Regions from separate parts of the Homo sapiens genome. Here region 2 is linked to region 1. The links are chromatin loops, found by intact Hi-C in ENCODE. Cell type or tissue: psoas muscle. All regions are shown on one strand. Each heading gives the region's core, and the rest is flanking DNA. Links, peaks and the distances in the headings are about the cores only.

The links. Hi-C counts contacts between places; a loop is a spot of excess contacts. Peaks named below come from ENCODE experiments on the same cell type or tissue, not always from the same donor. Only the 100,000 strongest peaks of a DNase experiment are listed, where the experiment ranks them.
Region 2: a loop joins it to region 1, with 2.2 times the contacts of the local background. A loop is called at or near these places in 9 of 110 quality-filtered maps.

What each region holds. Positions count from the first base shown.
Region 1 is chr6:16,741,427-16,758,030 of GRCh38, forward strand. ATXN1 (ataxin 1) reads right to left here. Exons shown (of 8, transcript NM_001128164.2): 2 at 11,807-11,921. Among named protein-coding and RNA genes, the nearest start is that of ATXN1-AS1, 11 kb to the right of the region's middle. RefSeq lists an enhancer at 5,745-5,889 and a cis regulatory region at 5,811-5,824. In psoas muscle, for the core only: no CTCF peak of the experiment used is centred there; no DNase peak of the experiment used is centred there; H3K27ac peaks cover 2,158 bases.
Region 2 is chr6:16,680,252-16,696,855 of GRCh38, forward strand. The region is part of intron 2 of ATXN1 (ataxin 1); the gene reads right to left. Among named protein-coding and RNA genes, the nearest start is that of ATXN1-AS1, 73 kb to the right of the region's middle. In psoas muscle, for the core only: no CTCF peak of the experiment used is centred there; no DNase peak of the experiment used is centred there; H3K4me3 peaks cover 884 bases; H3K27ac peaks cover 3,122 bases.

The DNA.
Region 1 (16,604 bases), core at 2,759-10,758:
GTATACTCTTTGAAGACCCTGGACATTTAAAATGAGAAAGTTTTAAGAACACTTTTTTTAAAGGAAGTCTCATTTCTTGAGACTTCAGGGCAAAAAGTTAAATTAAGTGCACCCTTCAGAGACAGAAACTTTGCGATTTCAGGTCACCGAATGTTCTCTGTACAGCAGGACAGCCAACAGCTGTGTTTGGTCATTTACACATATTAAAAAACCCTCCCTCCAGGACTTAAAGATGATATGAACTGTGTCATGGAGTTTAGTCTGAGGAAGGCTCATATACTACTGGTGAGACCCACATTTCAAGGTCCTACTCAGAAAGACGTTTCTTCATTTTAATGTTGTTTATTACTCACATTCTGCTAATCACTAGGATGACTGAAACAGCTTTGCAGCTCGCTGGGAGGAAAATTAAAGAAAGTAGTCTTCCTCCTTTTATATCTGTTTACACAGATTGTTAAAATAGTACGGTTCATTTGGACGATGTTGAGATGGAAAAAAAATATAACTTGTTCCTTCTGAAGAGTAGAGAAAGGTTCAAGGGGTTACAGAGGCTTAAACAGAACAGGAAAGCCAAAATAAAACACCGAAATTTGGGCTTAGATGCCATCACCATATTTCCTTCAAACTCAATAGAAAGCAAAGTTGTATGGAAAGAGATTTTTAAATAAATAACCATGGCATTTTTTTCTTCTGTCAATACAATAATAAACTTGTCTTATGGGTCTATGACCACTTACAAAAGAAAAAAAAAATCCAAATCAAACCAAACAAAACTGCTATCTTTTGAAAAGTATCAGATCAGACACCAGAAAGGCAGCAGCTGGGGAACACATTCTTTCCCACTTCCTTAGATGAAGGCTGTCTCCCAATAAAAGCCACAACTTGGGGTCATACTTCTCTCTAGTCTGGGTTGCAGTGACCCAGGCAGCTCCAGAGGTGAACTGGACACAGAGCCTGGAAAAGGGGAAGAATAATCAAAACAAAATTCATCCAGAGTCATTTCTGCCTCCCCTTGGAACCTGCCAGGGCAGGGCAAGGTTAAAAGGGCCTTAGGGTACTCTCCTCTGGGGGTGCTGCAGCGGTCAAAGGACCCAGGGCTTCAGTTTCCAATGGGAGGCATTTCCATACCTGTCAGAATCTCTTAACAGGTTCTGACATATGGTCCAACATATGGTCGCTCACACCATCAACCACAAATGCACTCCCTCCACCTGGAGAAGGCGTCCTCACCTACCACCAACAGTGCAACTTCGAGATGAAGTCATTTACAACCCAGAGGAGATGGATGGTCACCCGGCCGGCCAACTCAAAAGGGCACAGATAAGATTAGATGGACCTCCTACCCCACCGGTTTCATACTTGACGAGCAGGGTTTGCAGAAGAAGGTTTCATGGTCACCCTACCCCTTTAAGCAGTTCTCCTTTCCATGTGGTACCTTAACCTAAATCTAACCAACCAACCTCACTTAGAACTTCAGAACTACTCTCTTCCAGATAAAAGTATCTCCTTGGGATAACTATCTCACTAGAAACTTTCACCTGAGTTGCAGAGTATGACCACGAGAGCACTTAAAGGAGACTGATCAAAGTCAGAAAACAGATGTTAAGAACGTGAACCTCAAATTCATTTATTCATTCGATGCAATAGCTGCATTTCTAAAAATCTTCATATAATCGAAATTCAGTAGGAATTTTTTCAATGAGGAGGAAGACAGTCTTAGACGTTCAAAAACAAAAGCATTTTTCCTGTATTGAATTTCAATAATAATAGTGTTTTGTGTGGTTATAAGTGCAGTACTATAAAACTTAAATATGATTGAGCGAATTCAGCACTCTATTACGTACAGCTTTCTTTCCAGAAAATTCATCATTGGACCTTTCTTTCTCCTTAGCACAGGCTTCTTACACATTTTTGTCACCTTTTCACTCACTGTGTGATGGACAAAGCACAAAGCCAGTGGAACAAACAGGTGCCATAGCTTTTTCCACCACTGTGGTTCACAGGACCCCATGCTGGTTCCTGACCACAATTATACACACCACAATTATATACATCACAGTCCATATTAATAGATGGAATCACATCCAATTTGTAACATAAGCATCACAGGGGGAATGCCCGTATGTATTGCCCATTCACTAGATGCCACATACTGGAAAGAGGGCAGTCCCTCCTATCGCTGGGCCAGGAAAGGGGTTGTGAAGTATTATACAAGGGGAAGAATGGGGTGCTATGGGAACCCAGAAAAGGTAGCAAATAACATAGTCCCTAGTCCAAGGGCTTCGTGAGGAAGAGACTCTAAGCTGAGATTTCAAGAATGAGGGAAAGGTAGCCAGACAGTGCAGAGAGAGGAGCTGGGTTCTAAGGAGGAAGAACAACATGTCTAAAGGCTGGAGCAAAAAACAGAGTATGGCACTTGAAGGAGGAAGTGCGATGGGACCGACGTGGGACGAATACAGGGCAACATGTGAGTGATGAGGCTGGAGAGATAAGGAAGGTCCTCAAAACCTATGGAGCCAGGCTAAGGATTCTAGACTTTATCCTGAGGACCATGAGAACCCAGGGAGGGAGTTAAGAAAAACAGAGATGTCAGCAGATTTCAAATACTAACAAATGTTCATTTTGGCTTCAAAGAGGAAAAACATGTTGGACCAGAACAACAATACATCTAGACAGGCCATTTAGGAGGTATATCATATGCCAAACCACCCCAGCTCAGCAGAGCCACTCAGCTAAAACTCACACTTTGAGACCAGCCTTCCTCAAAAAATTCAATCCCTAGGAAGTTGTTCCCAACCTTCCACTGGAAGAGCTATCCCCGGAGAAGAGCTACAACAGGAAAGGAATCAGGGTAGCATCGTGCCTCTCTGGTTCCTACATGGATGAAAACCAGCGCCAAGGAGCCCATTCCTTAGCAGGGCAGCCTGCTACGTAGCAGAAATGTAAGACAGAAGTTGTAAAGACCCCGACCCCAGAGACTTGGATAATGGTTAGACTTTGGCCAGGCCTGAGATTCCTGACTGATCTCTCTAGGCCCTAGTCAGGGAGGCTGCCAGACATGTTTCTACCCACTGCTCCCAGGACAGGGCTCCCTGAGAAACACACAGGTCAGCAACGGAGGGTTGAGAACTGGGCAGAGAGGATGCCACAGCCAGGAAACCGGCACAGGGTGGGTGAGAATCAAGGAGTGAGGGGCAGGTGGGAGAAGGGGAAAGGGGCCCTTGGAAATAGAAAGACTGGGACTTCAACAGGAAACAGTTCCCAAGGGGAAAAGTGAGCAGAAGAAAGAAAGAGCTATTCCCAGCAAAGCCATCCAGTGGACCACTCGCCAGCCTGGTGCAGAATTTGAGCTGCGGTAATCTCATTTATTCCTGCCAGGTTGGCCCTGGGTACAAGTAGAAGAAAAGAGAGGCTGATCATATAAAAACTTGAACCGTTGTACAACAAAAAGCATCATCACTGAAATGAAAGGACACTGGACTAGGGAAGTAGCTGTAGCAAATAGGACTTTTTAAATGGATTAATATCTAGAACATATAAAGAGCTCATATACATAGATTAGAAAACATCAAGACTTCCATTTGCTAATTGTAAAAAGAACAATTAGTAAATAAACACAGATGGAAATGTTCCATCTCTGAGAGGGATCAAAGGAATGAAAACTTTAAAACCAAAGAGCCTATTAAATTAGCCAAAAAATAGTAAGTCCCACAATTATTAAGATTGAAGCTAGAGACATTCTTATATCATTAGTAACAATGTAAATTGGTACAGCCTTTTAGAAAGCAATTCAGAGCAAGCTCCCTCTAACTTAGTATTGAGCCTTCTGATGTGAGTGTGTCCTCGGTAAATACTTGTGTGCAAAGACATTCGCTGCGGCTTTACAACAGTAAACAATTAGAAACAACTCGAATGTCCAAAAATGATAGGAAACTTAAAAATTAAGATAAAACAACCTGATAGAATGTTATGTGATCCTTGCAAATGAGAACTGTATAGCTGAAGTTACTAAGAATGTTTATGCTAAATGGGAAACACAAAACTGAAAAAAAGATATAAGTTACATCATCAAGAACTAAAAAACAACACATAAAAATGAACTTGATTTATGGACTGGAATGGTGGAATCAAAGGGAACTTTTGCTTTTATTGGCTTTCCTTTATTATTGTAAGGTTTGGGCAATACATGTTTAAAAACATGGTATTTTTATCAGTCATGTGTAGTAAACACTCTTTTCTGTAGAGCAGAGCTACCTGCGGAAAACGTCACTGCCAGGTTAGTGGAGGGTGCTTAGTCCTTCCCAAGAGCTACCTGCAGAAAACGTCACTGACAGGTTAGTGGAGGGTGCTTAGTCCTTCCCAAATTTCAAAGGTCCTTTTGAGATTCAAACTCTGCCTACTAAAACTGGCTGCTCTGAGAAGCTCCTCCTACCCTGACTATACCTCAAATGCAGCACTTTCCTTTGTTCTTGCTTTTTTTATTCAGCTCTTAAATGCTATGCCTTCCGTGTGTGTGTGTGTGTGTGTGTGTGTGTGTGTGTGTGTGTCTGTTTTTATTAGTTATTGAGATACTACCATAAGCAACATCTAGAGAGTGAGTGCACATTTAATCTTTCCAGTGATTCTGTGAGTTAGGTGATATTATCATCCCCATTCAACAGATGAGGAAATTGAGGATCACAGATTTAAGGAATGTGACCTGGACCACAAAGCCAGGAGCCAGAGCCAGAAGGATTCAAGCCTCAATCTCCCTGACTTTAAAGCCTTCATTTTCACCCTCCCTCTCTGTCTATGAAACAAATAAATTAAAACAACAAACCCTCTCAAATGTCACCTTTTCTATTTGCACTAGCTGCCTAAAGAAACTATTAATAATTGCAATGAATCAAGAGGCATCTGTATGAACTGCTTATGAATTAACCAAAAAGACAAGGCAATGCTGCACACACTAATTGGGAAAGTTGACGCAGAAGAGAAAAGGAATTACCTAGAGACTAAAACCTGCACCTGCAGGTAAAACCAAATGACATCAAAACGATTTCTACTTGCAAATTAAAAGCAGAATATGGCCCTTGATATTACTGCTTAGAAAAGCAGAGCTTCTGCACTCCTCTTGCAAAAAATAATCCCACAATCAGCTGAAAGATTCTTTCCAGTTATACTGCATTCCACCTCCAGAAATGGATGTTGTTTGGGACATGGTAGCAAGAACAGTAAAAAGGAGCGGAGGAAGTATTCAGGTATGAAACTAATATAGATGGGGTGATAAATGAATTTAGGCACCGCTTATGACTTACTCTATAAATAATGACATAATAATAGCTAAAATATAAATTCTAATTAAATACAAAATCTAACAAAGTCAAACAACAGCAAATGATGTTTGACAGAAGCAAAGGTCTTGGGGGAGCCGGGAGCAAGAATTACAATAAAATCTATTCATGGAACTGTACAATGTCAGAGATAGAAGAGTCCCGAGAGATCATTTCTTTCAACCTCCTTGTGTTTTGGAGACAGGAAAACTGAGACCCAGCAAGGTACAGTGAGTAGCACAAGTCATCCTGTTGCAGGGCAGGCAACAGAAACTGAGCCTCCAAACTACCAGTCCAACAGCACACCATACTCACTCTGTAGGGTCCTGGAAGACTACTCCATTTGAAACCATATTTTCAAAAGATCATTAAACATTCTATACATATTAAATTCCTTTTTAATAATTTTCTAATGCACAGGGGCACATTTTAAAAAGAAGCCTGGTTTTGATTTCTTTTGGAAAACTGCACGCTGCTCGGTGTTTAATCTGGTATTGAGTGAAATATTAACAGGCCATATAATGGTTTCACTGTTCCTTCAGTAAAGCTAAACAGAACTCGAAAAACATATCCCCCAGGCCTACAGTGGAGTTTCTGGAGCACACATTAAACTCCACGCTCTGCTCAACAAGCCCATCGCTGTTAAGTAACTCATCAGAAAATAAAGAGGGAATTACCAAAGGGGAATTGCCAAGCAATTAGTTCTCTGAAGCAGACGACATACAACTGTTACAGGGAGGAGCTTCCCGGTTAGTCATATGTCAGAGTCAGAGCCTACTAATCTGTAAATAAAAATGCATCACATATGATTACAGCTGTGATGTAGGCTGAAGCTGCCAGGCTAGGGCACGAATAGTAAATCTTGCATCCTCTTCTCGATTTCCGTGGGTCTGTAAAAGCAAGAGATGTTGCCTTGAAGACCAAAAAAAAAAAAAACAAAAGTCCTCAGTAATTTTTCACTCAGTGTAAGAAAGACAATCTGGCCTTCCCTAAGCCAGCTAAGAGAAAGTGATCTTTCTTCTCTATCATCTTGACATGAATGAGCTCAGATTCATTCACTGTTCTAGTGAAGGAGAGAAAATGAGACTGGGCGAGGCAGGGGCAGAGGGGATGTGAGTTCTAAGCTTCCTTATGGCCACCCTGACTAAAGCGTGACCTCCTTTTGCTGCACGTTTTATTCTTAGAGCTTGCGTTCAGCGCCACACCACCACCTATCACACTGGAGAGACAAATAGTTCATATCTGCCAAATCTTGCAAGCTGAGCAATGACCCAGTGAAGTTCTTTTAAGAGTCAAAAGTTCATCATCTCGCTGAGACTCTTGATGCTGAATAACATTTGGATCCAACTTAAGCCAATCCCCTGAAACGGATAAGCAAATTGCCACTGTCATCATTTTCTTCAATTAATAATTATTGAAAGTGCATAGGAATCTCAAGGAGATATGAGTAAGAGTGAAAGAAAGGGAGAAAACACCACAAAGCCTGCATGGGACAGCCTGTGTCAGAAAGCTCATATGTGACTGAACAGACAGGCAGGCATCAAAAGAGAAGGCTCCAAGGAAGGACCCTTCCTTGATCCTGACTTCCTAGACTGTGTTACCTGTGTCATGGCTCTTTAAATATTACTCCAAGCCATGCCTTGCCTTATGCACTCGACTGTAAGCTTCTTAAGGACAGGGCTTAAGGAACAGGGCTGAGAGTGTAGACTGGGATCCAAGCACGATTCTATCACTTAACAGCTGGGAAACCTTGGGGAAATTATTCACCCTCTCTGTGCCACAGTTTCCTCGCCTGTGCAATGGAGAAAATAATGATGCCTACCTCAAAGGACTGTAATGAGGATTCAATAAGTTAATATGCAGAATAGTAAATGTGAACTATTGATCATCTCCATATTCCCTAGAGGGCCTTGTTGGCATAATGCGTCTCATACATTAGATGCTCATTAAATAATTGCAGACAAGAACGATCTGCCCCTGGAGTTGTTTGCTCCATCCCTCTTGTTCCTGTCTTAACCTTCTTGTCTTTGATGAAAGTTAAATAAGTCACTGCTTTTATTCTGAGCCCTTTTGGGCTACACAGAGAGCCCATCCTAACTAACTCAGCACCAAAAAAAAAAACCACAACTTAATCCTCAAATTTTCTCTCATTACATTAAATCAGACTGCTCACTAACATCATCGTAACATCATCTCCAGCCTTCTCTTTCACTTTACATCAGGAAGTCTTAGACTAACTTTCTCCCCAGACCCAAGATTCACCAATTCTATATCTCTTTATTTTCTATAAAGTATAAATGGGAAGCCAAATTGTTCAAAGAGCTGTGTCTAGTAGCTAGGTATATACAGTATACACGCACGCACAAAAACACACACATCTCACATTTTAAAGAGTCTGCAGAAAGCCTCCAGGGAATCCTCTAAAGTTACAAAACACACCCAAATTAATGTGGTTTATCAAAGTACAGTAAATGAATTGCCACAAATGAACAATTGCTACAGAGTCAAGTAGATGGCACATTGTGATTTACGCATATCATGTGAGATGAATAAATCAACGGTAGAAAAGATCAAAGAAATGCTGGAATTGTTGTTAAAACGTACAGGGCTTCACTGAAAATCTTAATAAAACTGTTTAGAGGAAAATAGAAGGATCATTTGTTTAACGAGATACCGCATACGCTGAATTTCAAACGCAGCATTCATTTTTATACACACACACATTAGATTTAGCTAAAATTAGCTCAAGTTCCTATTTTTTTAAAGGTCTTAAAGGAAGAGAGGTTTTGACAAGATTTCATTGAACTGTAGTTCAGCACTGAGTTTCCAAGGTGCCTGAGCTGCAGAAGAGTCCTTATGGCCCACGCATACATCACCCAACTCCTCCAGCCACCCAGCCTCCTTCACCCCAGATCATGAAAAGAAGGCAGACGAAGGCCATGCCACATCAATGTTGAAGCTACTCTCCGCTGCCTCTTACCTTCTCTCTACACATTCTACACCAGCTGACGTCATCCCTGAATTCAGTCATCCCCCTCCTGGGTGTCAAACTTTTTGCCAGGCCCAAGAACCCAATTTCAAAGATCACTTTTATGCCAAGGACTCCTCCAAATTTATCTTCAGACTTGACCTCTCGGCAGTTTTATTCCCATACTCTCTACTGTCTGCTCGAATCCAGAAATTCAGATGTCCACCAGCACCTAGGCTTCAGTCAAAATGTCCTGGTCAGTTACATACCGTGCATTGGCTTGTTATGTCCCAGACACACACATGGCCTTCCTCATGCTCCATCCATCTCTTCCCACAGAAATGCAATCTAGTCAGCAGAGCTCAACTCAAGTGATCCCTCCTCCTCAAAGTCTTTCCTGATCACTCCTACTCAGCGTCACTCTTCTGAATTCCTTCACTGTTAGAACACTGTTAGAACCCCATTCTATTCGTATTCATTATTTCAGAGAGTTTCTTCTTTCCCCTGCCTGACCAGGAAGAAAATAACTGCCTTCCGGTAGCTCTTATTCACTTCCATTCCCACAGCACCATGCAGTAGTTTTAAAAAAATTCACAATGAATAAATGAATGAATCATTTCTTTACATAAATAGTGACTGTGAACAAGTTAGGTCATAACTTGCTATAGCTGTATCATATTTATAAAATAACTAGAACCAGAAAGAACTATAATGTAGGTTTAAGAAAAAAACTGAATGAATATAAAAGAGTACAACATGAATGATACTATTTTTCTGCCTACGTTGAGCCGTCAATCGTGAGGACTGTAATGAGGCCATTATTGATGCAAAATGTTTAGATAATGCTTATAAGCTTTCTTTAAATGCAATCATAGAAAATGTCAGCGCTTAAAATTCAAGGTGACTTTGCGCTACTTCGTCAGTATTTTAGTATTCATAAGACACTTAAACTTGCCTAACATATTATAAAAACCTAGGTCTCTTCTCAATAAGCTGCCCATATTGACCAAGAGATATGACTTTTTGCTGCCTGTTTTTTCACAATAAAATTCTTGAGATATTTCTGTTATCACAAATGACTCCCTTTCAACACCACAGGTTAAAAAAAATGCACGTGTACTCAACCCATTTGCAATTAAACTATTTCCCCAAAGATCTAAATGTGAGGATTTTCAGCCTAGCACATAACCGTTAAAATGAGTATCATCCCTAAGAGATAAAGTAGCAGTAAGACACTCTACCTTTTTCTTTTCTTTCCTCTCTTTTTTTTTTTTTTTTTTGAGATGGAGTCTCACTCTGTCGCCCAGGCTGGAGTGCAGTGGCGAGACCTGGGCTCACTGCAACCTCTGCCTCCAGGATTCAAGCGATTCTCCTGCCTCAGTGTCCCAAGTAGCTGGGATTACAGGAACCTGCCACAATGCCTGGCTAATTTTTATATTTTTAGTAGAGACAGGATTTCATCATGTTGGCCAGGCTGGTCTCAAACTCCTGACCTCAAGTGATTCACCCACCTCAGCCTCCCAAAGTGCTGGGATTAAAGGCATGAGCCACTGTGCCTGGCCCACCCTACCTTTTTCATTCAGCTGACACTTGTAGATCTTAAGAGGCTTACCTTTGCATGTAACTTTAGGTTACATTTCCACTTAAAGAACACCTCTCTAATCCACAGCCAATAAAATGTAAGGAATCCAGTTCCATATTTTACAAGAGTATCGTGTCTGTGATGACTCTTCCCTCCTCCACCTTGTCCCCCACTGGGACTTTTTTGGCTGTTTTTCCTGAGGCATAATACTTCAGTCACTCAGGTTTTTGTTTATTTTTACTCAGACCACAAATAACCACATTTATGCATGCAATTCATCAGTTCATTTTACAACAATCTAAAAAAAAAAAAACCACACATGCATCCCATCAGTCAGAGAGTTGTGATAAATTCAGAATTTAAAATTCAGCAAAAACAAATAAAAGGCTCCTTGGCTTTGCAGAGCCGTAGATGTCTACAGGGTGGGTCCAAAGACCAAGGTCCAGGTATATTTACATATTTCTAGTCATGTATGGTTCAGGAGCAACCATCATAAAACATGACCATAACAATCAACCTGTTGAGGGATAAGTTACTTGATAGCATCTGTTAAAAGATACAAACCATACACCAGGTACTATTCTACCCACAGTATATCTACTATTTTACTCCAGTCCATCCTCACAGCAGCCCTATAAGAAAGTTCTAATATTACCTCCATCTTATACATGAATAAACTGAGGCATTGAAAGGACATAGGACTACTCAAGGTCATAGTGGCAGCTCCAGATCTTAAGTCCAGATGGGTTGATTACGGAGCTCCATGCTCTTATCTAAGATGCCAGAGAATTTATATGTAACTTAAAAATTGGCTCTTACGGTAAAGAGGCAGCTCTTTCTTCAAAGAAATCTGGTCAATTATTGTTTAAATGAACCTGTTATAAAGCAAATATCCATCTACCTCTTGAAAAATGAGTTTTGAAAATTCAAATTTTCAAATGGGAGATTTGCTAAAAGTAGAATGAGCTTCTCACCAACTAAGTCTACAGAACATAACTTAGGAAGAGTTGCTGGAAGACCGGCCGACCCAGGGGTTCCCAAACCTGTGGAGCATCAGTGCCTAGACAGATCAATGATTCCAGCAGGAAACATTCTGATTCATCAAGTCTAGGGTGGAGCTCCAAATTCTATTTTTTTAAGCTCTCCAGGTGATTCTGTTGCCTAGCCAGGCTTGGGAACCTCTAATCTAGTCTGTCTTCACAGTTTCAAGCAGGTCCATTTCCAAGGCAAATAGAAATTGATCCCCTATTTTCTATTTCACAATCTCCCTTGGTTACATACACTCAAACCCTTGTGTTCCCAAGCCCTTACTGCCCCAAGTTCTAGCAAACCTCTTTTTCCTTCCTGATTTAATTTGAGGCAATATCCTCTGGCCCTTTCTTCAATAGAGAACCATGAGTCATCACCATTGCATACACCCTATGTCTGCATGACTCTCCAGGCCAGAAAAACTTACTGTACGTGGGAAAATCAGGAAGTTGTAAAATCCAAACAGACACAAAGAAATTCAAGATTCAACAAATACTGGTTCCCCTAAACAAATAGGTCTCTGTTTTGCTACGCACATATTATACTACAACAGTAATCTAAAATGCAAAAACTGTGACTTAAGATATCTGGTAGCATAGCATTCTTAATTGTATTAAGGAAAACTGACAATTAAAATGATGAGGTTCAAGCCCCAATTGGCAATTATCAATCATCGCAAAGTCAAATGAAAGTCTTCATGAACATATAGATTAAACCAAATAGATAGATACTTTAATCGAAGTTTTAAAAAACAATCTTGGCAATTTCTCAACTTCCCACACTATGCCCAAACAGAGTTTGCAAAGAAAATGATATTCAACAGCCAACAAAGTAAGGGAGCATGGCTAGGAGGCAATTTTCCAGGTCAGGACTTTATCCTCAGATGGAAAACAGAGAGCATCGCAAAACTCTCACCTGACATGTGATGCACTTCCCTGTAGTGGCAGTGGAGGAGGAGATTGCTGTACAAGGATGACAAACAAATCTGCAGCTTGAATGGACCACCCTGGTGACTTGATGCACGATGCTCCTGCAATGGTCGAGGGAGTGCAGGAGAGGAAATCCAAAATGAAAAACAGAATAGACTGCTTTAAAAAATAAGTCCACCTTAAGTGTCTATGCACCGAAATACAAATTTTAAGAACATCACATTCGGCATTCTGTTGTATGAGAATTACACAGATCCCAGCCAGCTCAAAAGGCAGGTCTGGTTTTACTCAACAAGGCTCAGAGGGAGGCCAACATACAAAAAGGTCATCCCTTCCATCAAATTAAGAGGATGGTCTCCCCATTTGAGCCAGCCGCTGTCATTCTTTTCTCCAATGATTCTAGCCAATCATCTGATAAACACATGCTGGTAACTACAAGGAGTATCAGGTGAAAATGGGCATGGATTGAATAGTAATTGAGCCAAAGCCTAATTTTAATGTGGCATATATTATCTATCAACATGCAACTTGAAACACAATGATGAAAGTGCACAGCTATTAGCATACCAGTCCAATGGAATAGAAGAAAGGAAAAAATGCAGAAAAAAAGTGTAAAGTGTGCATTTATATTCACTAAACTTTCCACTAAACTTTATTTAAATACTGAATGTACATCTCATTTTCATTTTGCCACAATTCCTTGCACATGGTTAAGTAAAAATTTTCCATTGTATGATGAATGAGTGAATGTGTGAATGGATGAATGAAAGAAAGAATGAATGAATCTTCCATATACCTTTCCATCAGGGAGCTTGGTGCTTGTAGTAGTTTTTGTGAGGTAAAACCTATGCATAGAAACGGAAGAAGTTGAGGACTCGATCTGCTAACGTATTTTTTTAGCCCTATCCATTAAAATTATATTCTTAAATACCGGTAATTACCAATTATCCACATTAAACAGAAAAAAAAATTTTTTTAAAATCAGTAGCAGGGTTACTATAAAATCATCCCCAAACTAGTGAATGCTGGACTGATTTTCAGTCTTTGATTACTGGAGCTGATCTGCACATTTGCTTAGGCTGATTTTAAACTTAGTTTGGGTTTCCTAAGCTCACGCCAGGTAACAGTAGGAAGAAGGAGGCCCAGGTTTATATTGGATGTCAGAAAGAAACTATTCTGGAGCTATGAATATGATCTCCAATGTGAATAATCCGTAAACAGGTAAGTGAGCCAATTATCCTTGGGTACATGGCAACACATCTCGGTACTCATGATTATTTTCATCCATACACACTCACTATTTTTAAGAGCACAGCCCAGCTGGAAAGGAAAATAACTTCCACTTCTTTCCAGCACTTTTCAAAGTAATGAACAGTAGCCAAAATGTTCTTACTTCTAACTAATCCATTCACCAAGCATTTATTTAAGCATTGATTGCCTGCCGAGGACTGATATGCAAAAGAAGGAATTCTTGTAGTCCTTGGTTTCCCCACATGTGATCTGTGCGTACAGAGAAGGAAGGTAAGCTGTTATACACTATAAGGTCTTTCAGATCTTTAGAAGGCACAGTCCCTCCACCAAGAAGCCTGTTGAGTTACAAATATAAATAATGGCCAAGTTAAGTAGAAGTTGACAAAATTCTATTTAATCTTAGTACTTCTTTAAGGATGAGGAAGCAGGGAGGGAGGATCATGATGTCATCTCAAATTAAGCATCAAAATACTTGATTCTCAAATGAGGTGCAGGTACCATAAATTTACAGACAGTGCTTTTTATGAGCTCACCAGTTGGGAGAGTGTTTGCCTATATGACAATGTGTGTGCACACAATCCTGTTTACATATCACCTGGCAGATAAGGTTTTATAGAGTCCAAGTTACAACCTCCTCCTAGTTTGCTGAAGTGCAGAGGAGGGTCAAACATGATGTAAATGCCATAGAAGATTACTTTACTCTTGCATGAGTATGCTTTCTTATTTCAAAAGTATTTGTGTTGCTGCACTAGTTAGGATAATACAGAGAGTTTACATAACTTGTATTCCATCAGAGGGAAGAAGGCAAGAATACAAGCAAGGCAGCACGTATTCACTGCAAAAACTTACAAAATAATATACCAGAAAATAATTTATAGGACATTTTATACAATAATATACACCAAAAATGGAATACTCAATATTTTTAAAACCCAGCAGAGCAACATAATACAATACTATTAATATTGGAAGATTAACAAGAAAGACGGCCTAAACAAAACTGAGGTAATGGTCAGTAAGTACCAGGAGATAATGTGAGAAAGGGGAACAAAATTAAGGGCACAAGAAAATAAAGTTTGCCATACACAGTGACAGAAAAATATATTTTCTTTGAACGTTAGAAGGATAGATGCTATAGGTTAGTAGCTACAATAACTGTCACGAAAAACTTCTGCTACCTAACTCATTCAAAACTTGTCATGTTAAAGGGCACCTAAGTGTAAAAAAAAAAAAAAAGAGTTCCTCTTAGCCCAAATCAAAACATCACAATCGGGGAAACCTCTGCCCTCTTGAGTCTCAAATTCTGAGTACACTACCATGAATTTTCTGGAAAGTAATTTTCAGGTAGGATACAATTTTTGCTTACATTGTGGCAATTATCATTACATTTTCATTACTCCACAAATGGGATGCATTAAAAGTTACAGAAAAATCAATGAAACATTTCTGCTAACATGAAATATGTCAAACAAAATATAATGCTTGTTGCTTTTTTGTCCATAATTGTTCTCTCTAAACGTGTTTTGGTACATTTGGGATGGTAGTAATGCGTAATACAAATATTTATAGTACATTAGCCTGAAAGTTCAAATTATGAGCGTTATAAAATATATTACTACACTAATAAAGACAAATATCCATAAATATAATTATAAAAGAATAAAATAAAAAACTTTCCATAAGATTTGTCTAAAACCATTCTTTTTATTACTTCTGTAATTTTAAGCATTTATATATTTTTAAAAATCTCAATGTAATTACCGTTCTTTCAGCCAACATTTAAAAAATTCTGTAAAACTGACACTGTATATCACTTCTTAAAAAAATTTTGAATGAGTACATTTATTTTATTAAACTAAATTACATGAAAATAAAATGTGAACATAATTGATGACTTAAAATTCTTATCTTAGAAAAGGAAGTTCTATATGTAAGGTCCTAAAACAGAAATTATTATTTCTATTACCATTTCTACAATGTATTGCTTTCAATGCTTTTATCAAAATAAGGAGGGCCTGCTTCTGATAACCTTGGAAGTATGACCAGAACTAAATCTGTTATTTGAAGCAATTAAGCTGCACAGATCTAAATCTCTCACAGAAACTAATCATTCGAACTATTGAATTACTCTGAAAATACAGAGCAAGGAAAGTCAAATAATCTATCTCTCCCCTAAAAATAATAGCCTGTCTTACTTCACTATTGTCACTTTACCGATGCAAGTATTTAAGCTGTTCAGATCCTAATCTATGTGTTATTTTCAGATAACTACAGTTTAAAGAATTAACATTCACTCCCACATTTACCTACTTACGTGAGTTTCAGAATTTTAGTAAAATATGTTTATTGCTTAACTTTTAATAGGAAACAAAATGAGTGTTAGTGTTAGTCATCAGAAACTGTCACTCAAGGTATGTGCAAAAAAGTAAAATCCACTTGACATTTCAGAATGAAAAACAATAAAGGCACAACATTATTCAAAGAAATGTGCGTCCTTGGACTCCATAATGACAACAAAAACAGGAGTCATAGTAATGTTTACTAATATTTCAATAATCTCAGCACTGGCCTTTCCCAGGACTCCTAGGCAACTGACTTAGGTATGTTGAAACTTACAGGCATTTGACATGTAATCTTGTGGCTAAAGAGTTTCTGTTTAATCTTCCTCTAAGTGTAAAAGACAATTCAGAAGTCCTGAAGTCTAGTCGTAACATTTTTGACAAAGTGTCACTTCTGTTTACCAAACCCTCTTAAAACGAAATCCGCAAGGAAAAATATTGCCTTTGGCGGTTCCCACCAGGTACATTTTTTTATACTTATTTTCACATGAATTTATTTGTGCACTGAAAAATATATGTTCACATTTTACTGCAAGTAAAGCATTTTTCTATATGTTGCAAAATAGAATCCAGGACCTCCAAGGCATTGTGTAATATTGACATCCTTGCTTCCCATCTATTTACCACCTTATAAAAGTTGAGTAGCTAGAAGAAATAATAGCTCATTTTAACTACAGCAGTGCTTCATCTGACCAGGCCACAATGAATTTACCAACCACATAAACTCACAAAACGGTAAAAACTCATAAACCCCCTGGGAATAGAGTTGAGTAGCTCTCTCAATCCTAGCCCTGGGGGAAAAAATTTACCAGTTTAGCTTTGTTGGCCATAAAATTGTAAACTGACTGGCAGTCACAACTAAATCAAGACATAATTCTCAATTATCTTTTCTTTCAAATACCAGGGTTATGAAAATACTCCCCCCCGCCCGCCCCCTGCCCCACTTAGTTGGATTGCCTGAGCAGCACAGAGCTTCAGCAACTAAAGCAACTTTTCCTTTTTTCCTTTTTGCCATAATATTATTTCTCTTTGCTTAGCCAGCTTTATCAGTGGTGCCCTAATGCAAAGACTAGAATACTGCTTTCTAACTGCTCACTAAATTACATCCTAAAATAAAGTACATGTTTATTGTCCAAAAGCACCATGCACTATCAGTCCTCTAGCTATAGGCCTCTATCGTTTCTCGCTTAGCTA
Region 2 (16,604 bases), core at 3,713-11,712, 60 kb before region 1:
AGGGGTAGACCCAGGCATCTTTGGGACACTGTAACTAATTATCACAACATTTGCTTTCAGAAGCCCCAGAAAGGCCCCCTACCCCCCAAACATGTCCTTCTGTTCCTTCCTTTTCTTTCTTTTCCTTCTCTAATCTACAGTGTGCTGAGTTCCAAAGCAAATTCTCATCCATTATACTTTTCAGCTTCTTTTTTGAAACATACATTCCTCCGGGAGGATTAACAAACTGAGATACTAACAAGCTGTGTGGTTCATTCATCAGACCCTTCAAGGGAAGAAGGACCCAGGGCAGCTCTGACACTGGGGCAGGGGTGAGGCATCACCCAAGAGAGAGCAAGGGGCAGGTTCCAGAAAACAAGGGAAACCAGTTACTGTCCTATGCTCCAACTGCCTAAACCTTAAAATGAAACAAATACAAGTAATGGGTGTTTTTCACTGTTATATACAAGGCAGCCTATTGGCCACATAATTCTTAAACAACCAGAAAAAAGCTGAAGTATGACCATCAATACGGGACATGGAACATGCCAAAAGATCGAAAGATTCTTTCTTCCCCCTCTTTAGGACTAAACAGCTGTGGGCATAAAGAAAAAATAAATTCCATTATTTTAGAAAGCATAATATTCCACCCTTCATTATTTCTTTGAGAATGGTTGGAATTATTACATCTACGAGAGGTTAGCCTCTATCGATTGAGTGATTTCATTAAAAAAATTAAACCAGTGATTGAGCTAAAATGAGTGGCCAAGCTACAAGACCAAAAATTGTGTGTGGTCAACAGGTGAGAGGAATGTGGAATATAGGAGCTACCTAATCAATTCCAAAGGAAGGGAGACATGATGATGATGATTGTTATTTCTCCCCACCAATGGGACAGTGCTCCAGTAGACCCCAGGATCTTCTATTTAATGGCTGTTGTAAGACTCTATCTCTGTTCCTCTTGGAAGAAAAGGTGCCACTGAGGACAAGGGAACAAGAATCTGTGTCAATCAACAATGCCCCTGAAGTAAACCAGGCAGGTCCGCACTGCACAGTCTCAGCTGTAATTCTATCCCAAGAAACCAGAGCACAGGACCAGAGCCACACTTAAGCCTGCAGTGTAGGGTGACGCCATGGGGCCACGTGACAGCCTGCCTCTCCAAAGCTGTTACTGTCAGTAGTATTTAGAGGAAAGGAAAAAAGTTGTAACAAGTGTAACACGAACATTAAGGAATACCAAGTCAGAGCCAATTAGGACGATAATTTGGCACTCCTGCCTCATGCATATGAAAAAGGATCCGCCATCAATGAGCAATAATGCATGGGATTTGTGGGAATGCTCTAACTTCAATACATCAAAGACGCTGCTGCACACCTCCGTCTTTTTTATTCCCATTAGCTCACCCTTGTCTGGATGAAAGAGCTCAGTGAATCAACTGCTTCTGTTGAACTGTTTATATATTTTTCAAGTCATGATTAGGCCATTAGTCACTGAGCATATTGCACAGTAAACTAGAGTAACTGCCATTATGCAACTTCCCAAGAACATACAGAGAGCATTTACAGTGAGGCCACAGTGCCAGCAAAATGTGCAATGGAGACTATTTATCAGCAATTATAAGAACTGTGCATTTAAATGCCAAATAAAATATACACGTGGCAGATACAGAACTTGAGGGGGAAAAGATGCATGATTAAAGTACCAATATTTGCTCTTCTGAATGTATTAGAGCCTGAAAACGAAAGTCCCCCTGAACCAGAAGCGAATCTTGAACTCAGTCTCAGTTAGCTTGGTTAGCCGCTGTTCTCCTTCCGAATGCCCCCATACCTGCCAACATCTGTATCTGAACACACTCAATGTTGGGTCCAACATAAGGAATTTCCCTTCTTCTTTCTTATTAAAGATTCCCAGGCCTCAGCATCACCCCCTACCCAAGCACTTGGATAATTCAGTAGAGGCCACTGGGGAGAACTTTTTTTTTTTGAGATGGAGTCTCACTCTGTCACCCAGGCTGGAGTGCAGTGATGCAATCTCAGCTCACTGCAACCTCCACCTCCCAGGTTCAAGTGATTCTCGTGCCTCAGCCTCCCAAGTAGCTGGGATTACAGGTGTGCACCACCACACCCAGCTAATTTTTGTATTTTTAGTAAAGATGCAGTTTCACCATGATGGCCAGGCTTGTCTCGAACTCCTGACCTCAGGTGATCTGTCCGCCTCGGCCTCCCAAAGTGCTGGGATTACAGGTGTGAGCCACCGCGCCTGGCCTCTCTGGGGTTTTCTGAAGCCACATAGACTTACATGTTTGAGGATTTCCCATTCAAAGTCCTAAAGAACACTAATAGAAGAAAAAGAAAGGAACATGTAAAAGTGGCATTTAATTTATCAGGACCCTTAGTCACATTCACATACATTGCCCATGATAAGCCAGTGACAAATATAATTGAAGTTTTAAAGTACATGTGCAAGGGATCAGCTACTTGAAACCTCCCAGCAGGAAAACAAGAAATAAGGGACCATGAGGAAGAGATCCAGGTCTCCACATTTACTGTACAAGTAATAACATAAGCAAGAGACTTCCTAAGAGTGTTTTATAGTATTTTACATGGCAAGACTCTTACTCTCCAGTCTGTTAATCCTCACTTTCCCGCTTCTATTCATATGCTTTATATGTATTTATTTGTTGAGTTATATATTTTAGCTGAACTTGGAATGACAGTTATTTTTAAGAGGCTACCAACATGGGTCAGGAAGAACCTCAGAAACCTGGCTCACAGTTGCTCTGGCATAAAAAGCCTTGACCGCCAAAACCAACCAGGGAGTTGATGAGATCTAGGTTTCCAAAACACCACGAAAAGGCATCTTTTGCTTTCTCCCATCTGGCCATTAAAAAAAAAAATAGTTATTTACCAAAGAAGATTCTTTTTGTAATACAATCAATCACTTCCTCCTGTGTTTAGGGTTCAAATCTAGAAGTCCATATGTCAGTCTAGCTTAGAGCAAAATGTAGCTTTCTTCACCTTGGACTAGAACAACCTATGAGAGAAAGATGGTGCCCAATGGGCCAGCACACAGCTGCTTTCTAAATTGACAGCCCTGAGCTTCTCCATGGACAGTGTTCCAAAACTAACTGTGGCTGTTAGGATAAAGAGGGCAGTTTCTCAGCTTCAGTGCCTTTAAGGTTATTTCAACTTTCCACCTCTGTTAACTACGCTGCAGAAACTTTTGACACTGAACTCTCCTTAATATCCATAAGCCAGAGATGTTCATTAGAAAAATTTCTCACTCCTCATCAGACAGCTGAAGACCTGAGTCCTTTGTCTTCCCCTATTCTGGAGATCACATTGAAGGGATTTTTGGGCTACCTGAAAGTGTTTATGACAGACAGACTCTTGGATTCAGGCTTAGGACAAGCAAACCTTTCATATGAGTCCTTAAAAACAGACAGTGCTCTGTTTGTAACTTTGAACTCCATTCTAGTACAAACATGCTTGGCAACTAGTGCCGGAGGGTTAACCAGAGAGTTTTCTTCCTGGCAAATTGCTCTGCCGCCACCATGGGTATTAACACTCCAGGATCCCTGCAACTTTCCCTTCTTCCTCTATTCCTCATCCCCTGCCCTGAGATATTATCTGTGCCCAAGCTGCAGGGGTTGAGGTCACACATCTGGTGCCAAGGAGCTGTCAGTGCCTCCAGCAGTGGCACAGTTCATGGTTCACGGTTCTTCTCCTGGCCCCTCCCTTGGTCTGGCATGCTGACAGAAAATTGTTCTTTTTTTCATCATTTGTCTGTGACTCAGAGGCAGACCATGGGGCCAACAAATCCAGCCCATGATCACGCTTGAAGGCACAGGGATATCTAGAAGTCATCCCCCAAACTTCAGGGACTATTGTCAAACCTTCTTGGGATACAGACATATTTCTCAGATCTCCTTTGGAAAGATCTTAGACTTGCTTGACAGGGGTCCTTGGAGATGATCAAATCCATAACCCTCCTCTCATTTTAAAGTTTTCTTTATTGGATTCTTTATGGGAGACCAAGTTCCTTATTGGATTGCTTCCTGTGGACCAAGGATGATGTTTTCTAGGGACTTATTGAAACTTGAGAGTCGGAAGTGGTCTGAAGGATTGTTTGATTTAGTGGTCCTGTGAACTGACATTGCCTAATAGCTGTTGTAACATAAAGATTCTCAGGTCTCAGCCCCACCCCTTACCCAAACCCTTGGCTAATTCCACAGAGGCCTGTCTCACTCTGTCGCCCAGGCTGGAGTGCAGTGGCTCTCCAGGGTTTTCTGAAGCCACATTTGAAAACCACTTATATAACCCAACTTCCTCATTTTCCTAAGGCTCAGAGAACTTCGGTTATTTGCCAAAGGCCGCACAACAGTTAATGACAGGCCTAAGACTTCCACCCAGTTCCCAGCGTGCTCAACCAGTGATGGTCTTTGCATTTACTTTCTGAGCATTTAGCGTTCAGTAAAACCTCAATCATTTACTCTCTGCTAATAGAGATAATGTATTCTTAATGAATATATAATTCAATTTCCTTGAATGTATTATATAACCTATAAAATTTTAGGATCTTATTAGCAAGTTAAATGTCTCCTTTCTTAAATTAGGGCTGGTTTTTTTTTTTTGAAGAATTAAGGATTCTTCATTAATTCGCCTTCATGTTCTAAGAGTGATAAGAGACTTCACGGGAAACAAATCAGAAGCACAAGTGAGTGAAATTTTCTTTAGGACAACGAAAGAAATGGTCAATGAACTAACATATTTGTTAACTTCTACAGACAACACACACACACACACATACGTACATGCACACACACATACACACACACCCTCCCACTTCTGGCTCCAGAAATTACTTGTTACTTACTATGTGGGAAGGAATTCAAATGCTTTCACTGTTATGTCAGGTCAATCTGTTAAGTGTATTGTAAATTTTTGCCACATCAGTATCCCACTTTGATCACTAATGCCATTTGTATATTAGCTTGTAATACACACTGATCATAAAGCAATAAAACTGCATTTTGCTAAACTTTAAAAATGAAGGCTTTTGCCCAATGACACTGACATCCTCACGCCACCACCTCCCCGCCCCCATTATTCAGAATAAGTGGAGTGTGGAGCATTGGGTTTTCCCTTTCTGGGGAGGAACAAATGAATGAGTAACTAGTGAGGGCATCTTAGGGAGTTCCCCCGCCCACAGACTATGAGGCATCTTGATTTGAAAGGAATACACAATATTGCTGCTGCACCCACACCACACGCACACAAAAACACTTTTAAAGTTGACTTCTTACATAAAAGCCAGCAGTACTCCCTGCTAGAATCTGAAGAAAAGAATATTATTATTACTATTATTATTTTACTGGCAAGGCCTTTCAGGGGGTTATGCTTCATTCAATTGAGCCTAATTGATAAAGCTAACACATGTTTACAGGTAATAAAAATGAAGTACTATCTACATGGAAACAAATCAGGGAGCAGAGGAACCAGTCATTATTCATTCTTTAAACTGTAAAAACTAAAATGTTCTCTAAGCATTATCAAGTCCTAAACAAAAATATAATTTCACAAAGCAAAGACATTCATTTTATCGTTCAATAAATTATTTTAAGAGCAGAAAGCACTGACTTTAGCTTTACTGGTATATTTATTTGTTATCTCTGTTCTTAAAAATGGAATATTTCCAGGGACAAAAAGTATAAGTAATACGTGATTAATATGGTTTCATATATTTTAAAAATATCTGACATTTAAAACAATATCTTAATACCGAATATTCTTAATGAAAAGTTCTGTTTTTTTTGAAAAGTCCTCCATACATACATGTCAATTCACAAAAATGCAAATTCTAAAAATTACTCAAAATGCATTGTCTTTTCGCTTCCTGATACTATATTTTGCAGTGCATGGTGGCAAAGGCAATAAGGTTTTTGGTAATACCTTGTTACACAGATTATTTATAGTCATCCCAAAACATACATAACACAGAGTCTTAAATTTTAAAACCATATCAGATACTAAAATATACAACTTATCCTTCCAGGTCTTTCCTAAAAGGTATACATACACTTCCGAAGTAGTATAAAAAAAAGAGGTCATTTCAAATCTGATAACGCACTGTGAATTAGTGAATTATCTTAACAACACTGTCCTAATTAAGACCAATAAGAAAGCCATCCATCCAATATTCCACGAGACAGCCAGGCTTCCCGTTGTGTAATTATTCACCTCATAGTGGTCCACCTTGAAGGCATGCAACACATTATGCCGAAAAGAGATATTTATATAGAAGGGAATTACTTAGGACATGCGGATGTCCCTAAAATAAAGATTCTTGACCACTCGAGCTACTCAGTATTTCTCTCTAGGCTAGAAACAGAAAAGATTAAATAACATATTCATATGGGAAGTCAATTTTTCCATCAATGAAAAGCAAGAAACCGTAAGAGCATTTCAAGGCAAGATCTTTTAAAGTCCTACAAATATTTAAGTATAACCTCTCTACACTTTTTAAAAATACAGTTTATTTAAAGATATAAGGAAAGTCCATCAAATAAACAAGAAATATTTACTGAGAACCTCCTTTGTGGCCAGGATTATGTTTCTATCTAAGTCCCATGAACTTGGAGCATATTTACAAAATTATTTAACTTTATAAAGTATTTCAATGAATAATGCAGTCTTCCAAAATGTGCATGGGGCTGTAATTCCATCTAGTGTTTACAATGACACTATAAGCCTTGGATGGAATTACAATCTTAATGGGAACAATCAGAGTGCACTACTCCATATGCTCAGAGAATTCAGGATGAACTCAACTTCTAAAATAAAAAGCACCAAGCCATTGGCATGTAATTACAACCAGGAGGCCAAGCTGTCTGCTTGCTAGTATATGAGAAATGCTCAATTGAAAGTACCATCTCACCTTATTGTAGCAAAACCTATTTAATGTATCTGAAAAACCTCTTCCTCTCCAAAATTAAACTTTCGACTTTCGTGATGAGAAAATTTCCACAAGGGTCTACCACATAGAGGTGATATATATCGGGTGATGACAAGATTGTCTGGATGCTACCAATAAAATCTAAGAATCTTCTAATACCACCTACATGCACCTAAACTTAAACTCTGAAAAGTACAATGTATTAAGAAACAGGAAAAAAAATCATGCTCAAGAGCCCTTTGAAATTACTGGCATTTCTTCTAATTTTTGGGGGCTAGTCTGACATTTATTAGCATAAACAAAGCAAAGTGCCTTGTGTCCGCAAGAGGGAAAAAAAAAAACTTTAGAGAGATTAAACTCAGAGTTGTAGAAAAAGTTTAGAAACGGATTTAGAATTTCGCAGGAAAAAGAAAAGACAGTGACACTATGAATCAGCATTTTCGTATAAGCAGCCTGGAATCAAAGAAGAAATACACACACACACACACACACACACACACACACACACACGGAGGATACAGCACCGTGAAGAATGAAGACACAAATGCATACAAATTTAGTCTGTATATTTATATTTAGAATACAAATGGCTTCTACGGTCTTTTTGTGCCTTTATCATACCTAACTTTATCTGGTACTCATAGAGGTCACCAAAGCTGTATAAAATCATAGCAACCAGAAAACTAAAGGAAACAAACACCTCTGGCAGAAATCCTCACCAAACAAAGTATAAGGCATAAAGAAACTATACTTTCATTGGCCACTTTTAACATAGCCATGCTTCTACCTGTGAAGGTATGGGACAATTCCATGAAAACTGAGTTCACGGAGGGCCCTCCTGTGGGTTATGTATCCTGGGTTCCAGCATAACCCCTGGTTGAGAACTTACTATTAACATTAGCTCTTCAATTTATTTTCATGATCCAGGGACTTGTGTATATTGTATCACAGTGGTTACCTAAAATAAAAAGTAACCAGATAGGAGACAGTAAAACAATATTGATGAATTTCCATGAGAATGAGACATATCATTTAGGAGCTTTACTTAAAAACCTTCCTGCTAAACAAACAAAAAAGGACTAATGCGATATCTGTCTCTTGGGGTCTCCCATGCTTATGAATTGAGAAAACACACTTGATATAAGTAAATGAAGAAACAATAGTTGAAACAGCCCTGAAGTGACAGAAAAAATGGAAGTAGGGTTCTAAGCTCAACTCCAGAGGCAAGGTGGTACAGAATACCAGCTGGATGAACAGTTCAAAGCTTCCCTAGTTGAGGGTCTCTACCTCAATGACAGACAAAACTCCTAACTTTGGCTTTCTCCATAGAGCATCAACCAAATTCAGTAATGATGAAGTACCTGCTTAACACTATAGGTTGAATAACTTTTGACAAGCTGTAACATCCTGTTGGTGGAAAATAGCCAGCCTTGCTCAACATAATATTGCAAACCCAAAACAGGGTAATTGTGCAAAGAGAGAATTTTGTGTATGTCCCCTTTCCAGAAAATATTCTGGGTGACATCCAATCTGCTTTTACCCGGCTCACTTATTTACAATTGGGGCTGCCTAAAATGCAATGCCATTCTAAAACTACCAATAAACTATTTTGTGAAATCAAGTTTAGTAACTTGAGATTCTCATTTATGATATCCCTGACAACCACCAAAACCTGATTAGACATCTCTCTCCTTTGTCTAGGTGCTTTACTGAAAAAAAGCATGGAAATAGACTTGGAGATGCATGTGTGTGTATGTGTGTGTGTGGTGTGTATACATGTGTATTGCATGTGTATGTACATATATAGTATGAATATGTGCGCATATGTGTACGTGTATATGCAGATGTGTATATGTGTACTCTGTGTGTGTGTATGTGTGTGTGTGTCCATGTATTTAAACACACTGCTTTTCCTATATGCAGCAGGAATTTCCTATCTGGCATATGAAGACAATACATACTCTTTTGGATGGAGCTGGTGAGTCAGGCAGTGTTTTGGAACTGCAATACTTGAGTCTGCATGACTCATGAGGAAAGCAAGTCTGGGGTCTGGGACTGTTGTATCAAAATGGGAAGGAGTGGGAAAGAAGATGGCTTTTTATAATTTAAATTTTTATTTTTTATATTGTTGTAAGTTTTTACTTTTGAGACAGGGTATCACTCTCTTGCTCAGGCTAGAGCGCAGTGGCATGATCATAGCTCACTACAGCCACAAACTCCTGGGCCCATGGGATCCTCCCACCTCAGCTCCCGAGCAGCTGAGACTACAGGCAAGAGCCACCACACCCAGTCAATTTTTTCTTTTTTTTCCTTCCTTTTTTTTTCTTTTTTTTTTCTTTTTTTTTTTTTTGTAGAGATGGAGTCTCCCTATGTTGCCCAAGCTGCTGTCAAACTCCTGGGCTCAAGGGATCCTCCCACCTTGGCCTAGATTTGTATTTTTAATTGACAAATAATAATTGCATGTAGTTATGGGTTATAATGTGATGTTTTGATATAGCTACATATACTATAAAATGATTATATTAAGCTGATTAATATGTCCATCACCTCACATACTTATTTTTTATAATGAAGACATTTAAAAACGTATTCTTTTAGCAATCTTGACATTTATAATACCTTATTATGAGGGCTAAAAATGAATAATATTAATAATCCTGTACAATGGGTCTCAGAAACTTAGCCCTCTTGTCTAACTGAAACGTCTGTACCGTTTGATCAACCAAAGATGGCTTTTGTTGGCAATTCAATTTTTTTGACAAATTCCTCATTTTTGTCTTCATTTGGAGTTTTTATCCATTACAAGAGAGGAAGATGACACAAGCCAGAATAGAGGAAGATGAAACAAACCACTCAGGATTCTGAAGGGAACACTGGGTTGGGTTTTTTTTAATTTTAATTTTGATGTTTATTATTTGTCTTAGAGACGGGGTCTCACTATGTTGCCCAAGTTGGCCTTGAACTCCTCTGCTCAAGTGACCCTTTGGCTGGGACTGCATGAGCACACCACTGCATCAGGCTCATCCAGTTGAGGTTTTTTAAAATACTGTTTTTGCTCTGATTGGGTAGCCTCAAAGAGGAGGAAGAGAGTCATGATGAGCTTGATTCAGAATCTTCAGCTCTCCACTCTATCAGCAACCTGCCTTCCTTCAAGTCTACTTGGCCCAGTGCTGTTATTCCTCCTCCACTGGCAACTAGATGTGTGAGTGACATTGATTCCTATTACCAGAGGGATTAACTCCAAAGTTCTCTTGAAGGTTTTACAGTTCTTTTCCAGCAGTTCCTCATTCTTCAAAGGTAATTAACCTCTTGATGGGCTTACAGCAGAAGCAGTGTTAGAAGTCCCAACACATTGATGATATGTTATAAACCAGGGGAGAGGATAATTGGAAAATGTATTTCCAGCCTCATTGGAAAATATATTTCCATTTATTGAGAAAAAGTAACTCAAGTGTTTAGGAACATATGAATCACAGAATTGTAGATTGGCAGAGGCCTTAGAAAACCATGCTATTTCGACTTCTACTAATAATGAGAAAACGGAGGTGGAAAGAGGGAGAGTGACCTGCCGAGCCACAGTTACCCAACCAGCACCAATGTAGTCAGTGCTGCCTGGAGCGAGACCTGACCATACTGTGGGGCAGAATCTCCCCTCCAATCCCCTTCATAAAGCACGATGATGCTGTTCAAACACAACCTGTGCCTCCTGTCCTTAGAGCCCCAGATTTCATTTTAGGAGAGGATTACGAAATAATGACTAAGCTCTGAAAACTGAGAATGAGACAAAGGAAGAAAGGGAGATAAGAAGGAAGACAGTAAGAGAGTCAACAAGCAACTTATTGTAGTGTTTGCAATCACTACTTGTGCCTTTCATTACATTTAAATGCATGTCGAAATGACATGATGCAACCACCTTCATGCATTCTGCAGTGAAAAAGATGGTGCCAGGTTGGAATTTCATTGTAAGTGTCGCAGAAATATCCCTTTGGAATCAGGTCCCAAATCATTATTTGCTCCTTTTATCATTGTCATCATCGTGTATCATGGCAAAGCTCCCTGAGGGGAGGAGCTCTGTCTGTCTTGTTCACTATCATATTCCTTACACCTACGGCATCCATGGGACAAGCTAAGTAAAATTTACTGAAAGGCTGAATAAAAACTTCCACATGGAATGAAGAAGAAATATGCATAGTTTGAAAATGCATATGCAGTATTACAGTTTTCTGTAAAGGAAAATGAAAGAAGACCTGTTTAAAATTTAAAACCACATTAAAAGATTGAGAGTTTTTTGTATTTATAAAAAGCTGAGGTATGTTAAAAATGGAAAGCACCTATTAAGCTGTTACTGTCAGTTTCACCTGTTAAGTAGGTACTATTAGTTAAGCCAGCATAGTTCCTGAGTTGCAAAGCATATACAGGCTGAAGTACAATGTCAAGAAAACATGTTAAAGGGTGGTAAATAAATAGCCACTGAGAAGATACTCTGAACAGATAAATAAGAAAAAAGCAAATGTAGTTGAAATAAATGGAAGCTCTAGGCAGTGTGTGGACAGACAGAACAAAAGTGGTCACTGTTTATGCCTTGGCCTGAATGTCTGTGTGCCTCCAAAATTCACATGTCGAATCCTAACTCCCCACGTGATAGTATTAGGGAGTGGAGCCCTTGGGAGGTGCCCTCTTGAATGGAATTAGCACCTTTATCAAAGAACTCCCCCAGGAACTGCTTTGCCTCTTCCACCATGTGAGGATACACAGAGAAGGTGCCATCTGTGAGCCTTAGAACAAGCCTTAGAATAGGCCGGGTGTGGTGGCTCAAGCCTGTAATCCCAGCACTTTGGGAGGCCGAGGCGGGCAGATCACCTGACATCAGGAGTTCGAGACCAGCCTGGCCAATATGGTGAAACCTCATCTCTACTAAAAATACACCGGGCGTGGTGGCACGCACCTGTAGTCCCAGCTACTCAGGAGGCTGAGACAGTAGAATTGCTTGAACCTGGGAGGCGGAGGTTGCAGTGAGCCGAGATCATGCCACTGCACTCCAGCCTGGGCGACTGAGCGAGACTCTGCAAATATGTACTTTATATGATTAATCTATTTGTAACCATTGAAGTAAACATTTTTCTTTGTGCTTTTAAATTCAAACCTCTACCTTAGCAGCCATATCACAGTCACAAATTAACTATATGGCAAGTAATCTGTATGATTACTTTGGGTTCTCAGATGACTTGCTATGTATTTAATGAAGTAAAATTGTAAGTCAAGTCAGATATAGGTAGGTACAATAATATTAACAAATGTAATCAAAAGATTTGTCTATTTTAAAGACTCAAGAAAGACAATTATACCCAATTAACACACACATTCATATGAAGGGTACAAATACCTAATTTTTGGAAAACATTTCATATAATTTTGGCCATTGTAAATATATAAATAATAATAAGAAGAAGACCACTACCGCCACCACCAACAACAAAAACAATAGCAACCACTTTCTAAAACATGAAGGCTAAGGAATAAGCAGTGTGCTGGGCACTTTACCTGTATTCCATTGTGTTCTTACAGGTACATTCCATGTTCTATATTTTCACTTTAGAGATGTGGAAACTGAAGCTCAGGCTAAGTAATGGGCCCAAGATCTCAAATTGGCAGATCTGGGTTCAAAACCTTAGTCAGAACGAGCCCAGACCTCCCATACAGGCAGAGGTCTTTGCAGATGGGAAGATATGGATAGATAAGCTTTCTCCTCTACTTAAGCTCAGTGTATCTGTACACTGAGTAGCCATGTAGCATAATGGTGGAGTGCATGGGCTCTGGAGCCAAAGCTCTAAGTTCAGATTTCAGCTCCGCCACTCACTAGTGCATGCCCTAACTTCTCTGTGCCTCTCAGTGGCCTCAGCTCTGAAGATGAGAATCGTAATAGTACCAGAAGAACTGATATCTACCTACTAACAGGGCCACTGTGAGGATTAAATGAGTTACTACACATACAGCACAAAGAACATCAGAGATGTGAGCAAATGTTTAGTATCCTTTGAAATACTAAAAAGAGCACTGAATTTGAAGTCCAGTGGTCTCCGCCATTGATCTACTGTATGAGCTTAGGCAAGTCCCTCAAGCTTCCTGAGCTCCACTGTCCTCATCTGTAAAAATGGGATACCAGCGGCCTTGCTTCCTTTCCAGAACATCACAAGAAACAAGCAATGGAAGACAAGGTATGTGAAAGGGCTTTGGAAGCTAAAAAGTGCTATATATACCATGTACATGTGAATTATCGTCATCAACTTTCAGCCTCTCAAAGCCAAAGAGGTCAATCTCTATTCCATTCTCTCCTGCCTGAGAATTTAATACTAAGCATCAGTTCCAAAACCTGGACACTGAACTGCTAATCATAACAGAACACATGTCCAGTCACCCAGGACTTGATCAAACAGAACTCTATTAACTACCTCCTTCTGCACACCCACCGTGAGAACATAATTGATGCTCATCATGGCCCTAAAGCACTCCAAGACTCTGAAGTACCTTCAGGGAAAGATTAAATTATGTTCAGCCTAGTTTATTATGAAGTGTATTTAATTATACTCAAATTCTTTGAAAATTGGTGACCTAGGAAAAGCACAGAGAGTAAGTCACAGGCTCTCTGGTAACTGGAAGCCTCTCCTCACCAGTCCACCCCCAGTCACCCTTCACAGAGTTAATTGTAAAAAATACAGTCCACCCTAGGGTAGGAAAAACTGGGATTCCGACACACTAATTATAAAAGTCAAAAGAACTTGGCCTTGCCTAATCTTCAAGGATCACTAATGTGCAGAAATACAAAAGTCAAAACTTGAAACAATGAAAAATTTAATCTACCTAAGATGCCTACATGTTTCAAATAGACTTTTGTTCTTGCTAAGAATGAATTCAATTGTTTGAACAAAAAATAACACAAATATATCACTATCCGATTATCAGTACTCAAAAATATAAAAACAGAGGAGTAAGTTAGTATTATGCTCCTGAGAAGAGGAAATTAACATTTAGTTTACTGGGTAAGTTTTGTCACTTCTTTTTTTTTTTTCTTTTTTTTTTTTTTTTAAGAGACGGAGTCTCGCTCTGTCGCCAGGCTGGAGTGCAGTGGTGTGATCTTGGCTCACTGCAAGCTCCGCCGCCTCCTGGTTCTAGCAACTCTCCTGCCTCAGCCTCCCAAGTAGCTGGGATTACAGGTGTGTGCCACCACGCCCAGCTAATTTTTTGTATTTTAGTGGAGGTGGGGTTTCACCATGTTGCCCAGGCTCGTCACAATTGTCCCTTCTTTAAAAGAAATTATGTCTATGTTAATGAGGAACGTAACAAAATAATGAAAGGCTAAACCGTATTATGGTTGTAAAAGCACAGTTATTTACTTTGTTTAAATTATTTCAACACTGTAGATTATGTTATCTTTTCCGATTAGAAACTGGGAAACACACGTCAGCCTTAAGGACTACATTTCAGAGCTGAGAGAGAAACAAGTGGTCGTCTACAATAACCTTCTATCCAACTCACATCTCCTCTCTGGAGAATTCCTGATAAGAGGGTCCTACTACCTCTGTTTGAACATCTCCAGTGACAGAGGTTTCACTGCTAAATCAATCAGCTTGTTCCATTTTTAGACAGTCCTGATTGCCAGAATGTTCCTCCTCAAGTGGAGTCGAACTCTCCCTAGGGTTAACTTCCCTCCTGTTCTTAGTTCTTGGTTGCGTACTCTACCACCACTTCAGTAAGTGATTTCACTTCCTGTCAGGCCCTTTGCTAGCCTCACTCATTTTATCAGTTAGGTAATGACTGGCTTCTATTCACAATTGTCACTGTTATTCTGTGAACCACAGTGACCATTCTTCACAACCACCTACCACCCACTGAAGTGGTGGCTCTTGGGCACCATGGCTCTTGGGGACCATGGCTCTATGGAGACTATGATGGGCATGGTCCTAAGGCCATTATGGGATATTTTGGACTTTACTGGGGTCCTGCCATCACATACACTGTTTCTCTGAGAAACTTAGACTTACAATCTTTCTGAAAAGGATACATTATAAATTAGTATTTCTACTTTTGGGAAAAATCTGTTTCATGAGAAACAAGGCGTAATTTATCACTCTGTCTTTTAAGCAGTCTTATGAGCCAAGTCAGTGTTTTGATGCATGCATAAAAATTCCATAGCTCCTCCTCCTGCAGTAGAAGCAGAAGTAGCAGAGCTGGCAAACCTGTAGTATCCAGATGACTACCTCTGTTTCCTGGAATAACAGAAGCTGAAGATGAACAGGTCATCATCTCCCAGGTACCACCCAAGTACCCAAGCAAGCCCACCAGGTGTGTGGGACAATTCTAGAGCCCTGGGCCCAGCCTAGGACGGAGACAGCTTCTGAAGTTCTTAGTCTACATCTAACAGGCCTGTCTTTCCTCCTTGCTGTGGTTAACACTGAAGTTCTAGAAAATGTCCTATTAGTACCTTCATCTTGAGAGGTGAATGATTTAAGAAGAGAAGTGACTGTATTTATTTTTATTTTACCCAATGTCCATTTGGGCAGTTACTAAACTTAAAAATGCAGCCTGGGCAATGGAATGAGACCCTGTCTTTACAAAAAATAAATTAAAAACAAAAAATAAGTGTGGTCGCACAAGTCTGTAGTCCTAGCTACTCAGCAGGCTGAGGCGGGAGGATCACTGGAGCCCAGGAGTTCGACACTACAGTGAGCTATGATGGCACCACTACCCTCTGGCCTGGGCAACAGAGTGAGACTCTGTTTCTCTCTCTATATATACAAATAAATAAATGAATAAATAAATAAATAAAATGTAATATGATAACATATAAATATCACGTATACCGACAGTCCTTACTTTATATATTAATGTCTTATTTAACCCTGGACAGCTCTCCTGGGCTCTCTTAGCCTTCACCACTCAGAACATGGCTATGAATGCCTCAGGCCACACTGGCTAGGTGGAGAGAGCTAGGAATGAGAATTAATGTATATGATTCAGCTTAGTGATTTTATCAGATTGATTATCTGGTTTCTCTTAAGTTTACAGATATAGGCAAATATGAAAGGAGATTGAAGACATGACAACCAAGACAAGTAGATAGGACAGAGGCTGTGGCATCGAGAAGAATTATGAGCTTTTGAGGCATCAGGACGCTACTATGTCGAGGTAATAACTTCACAGAAATGACAATAAGTCTCCAAGAAAAAAAGTTAAATTATATTCACTATATAGTAGCACTCTACTTAGGAAGGGAGGAAATTTTATAATACATTTTACAATGATTTCTGCCGGAAAATGTTGAGTTTTCTCCCCTTTCTAACAATGTCAGCATTAATGCATTTAAATAATATTCTGAGTAAATATACTATCTGGAAGCAGTTATTTCAGGAGTCTACAAAATTAAATATTTAAATCTTTACTAGAGAAATATGGAAGTAAGAACAAAAGTGAATAATCATTGAGGAACTCTTAAGAATTACGGTTTTGCATTCTCTGTGTAGAGAGGAACCTATGATGGGAAAAAATAAATTTCCTTTTTGACCTACTGGTTAGTGCTGTCATAAAGCCCCTCCAGCTTAGGCGACCTGAGAGAATTTTTAAAACCCTCTTTTCAGAATAGTGGAAAAGGTTTTCTCCCCTTCTCATTTCCAAG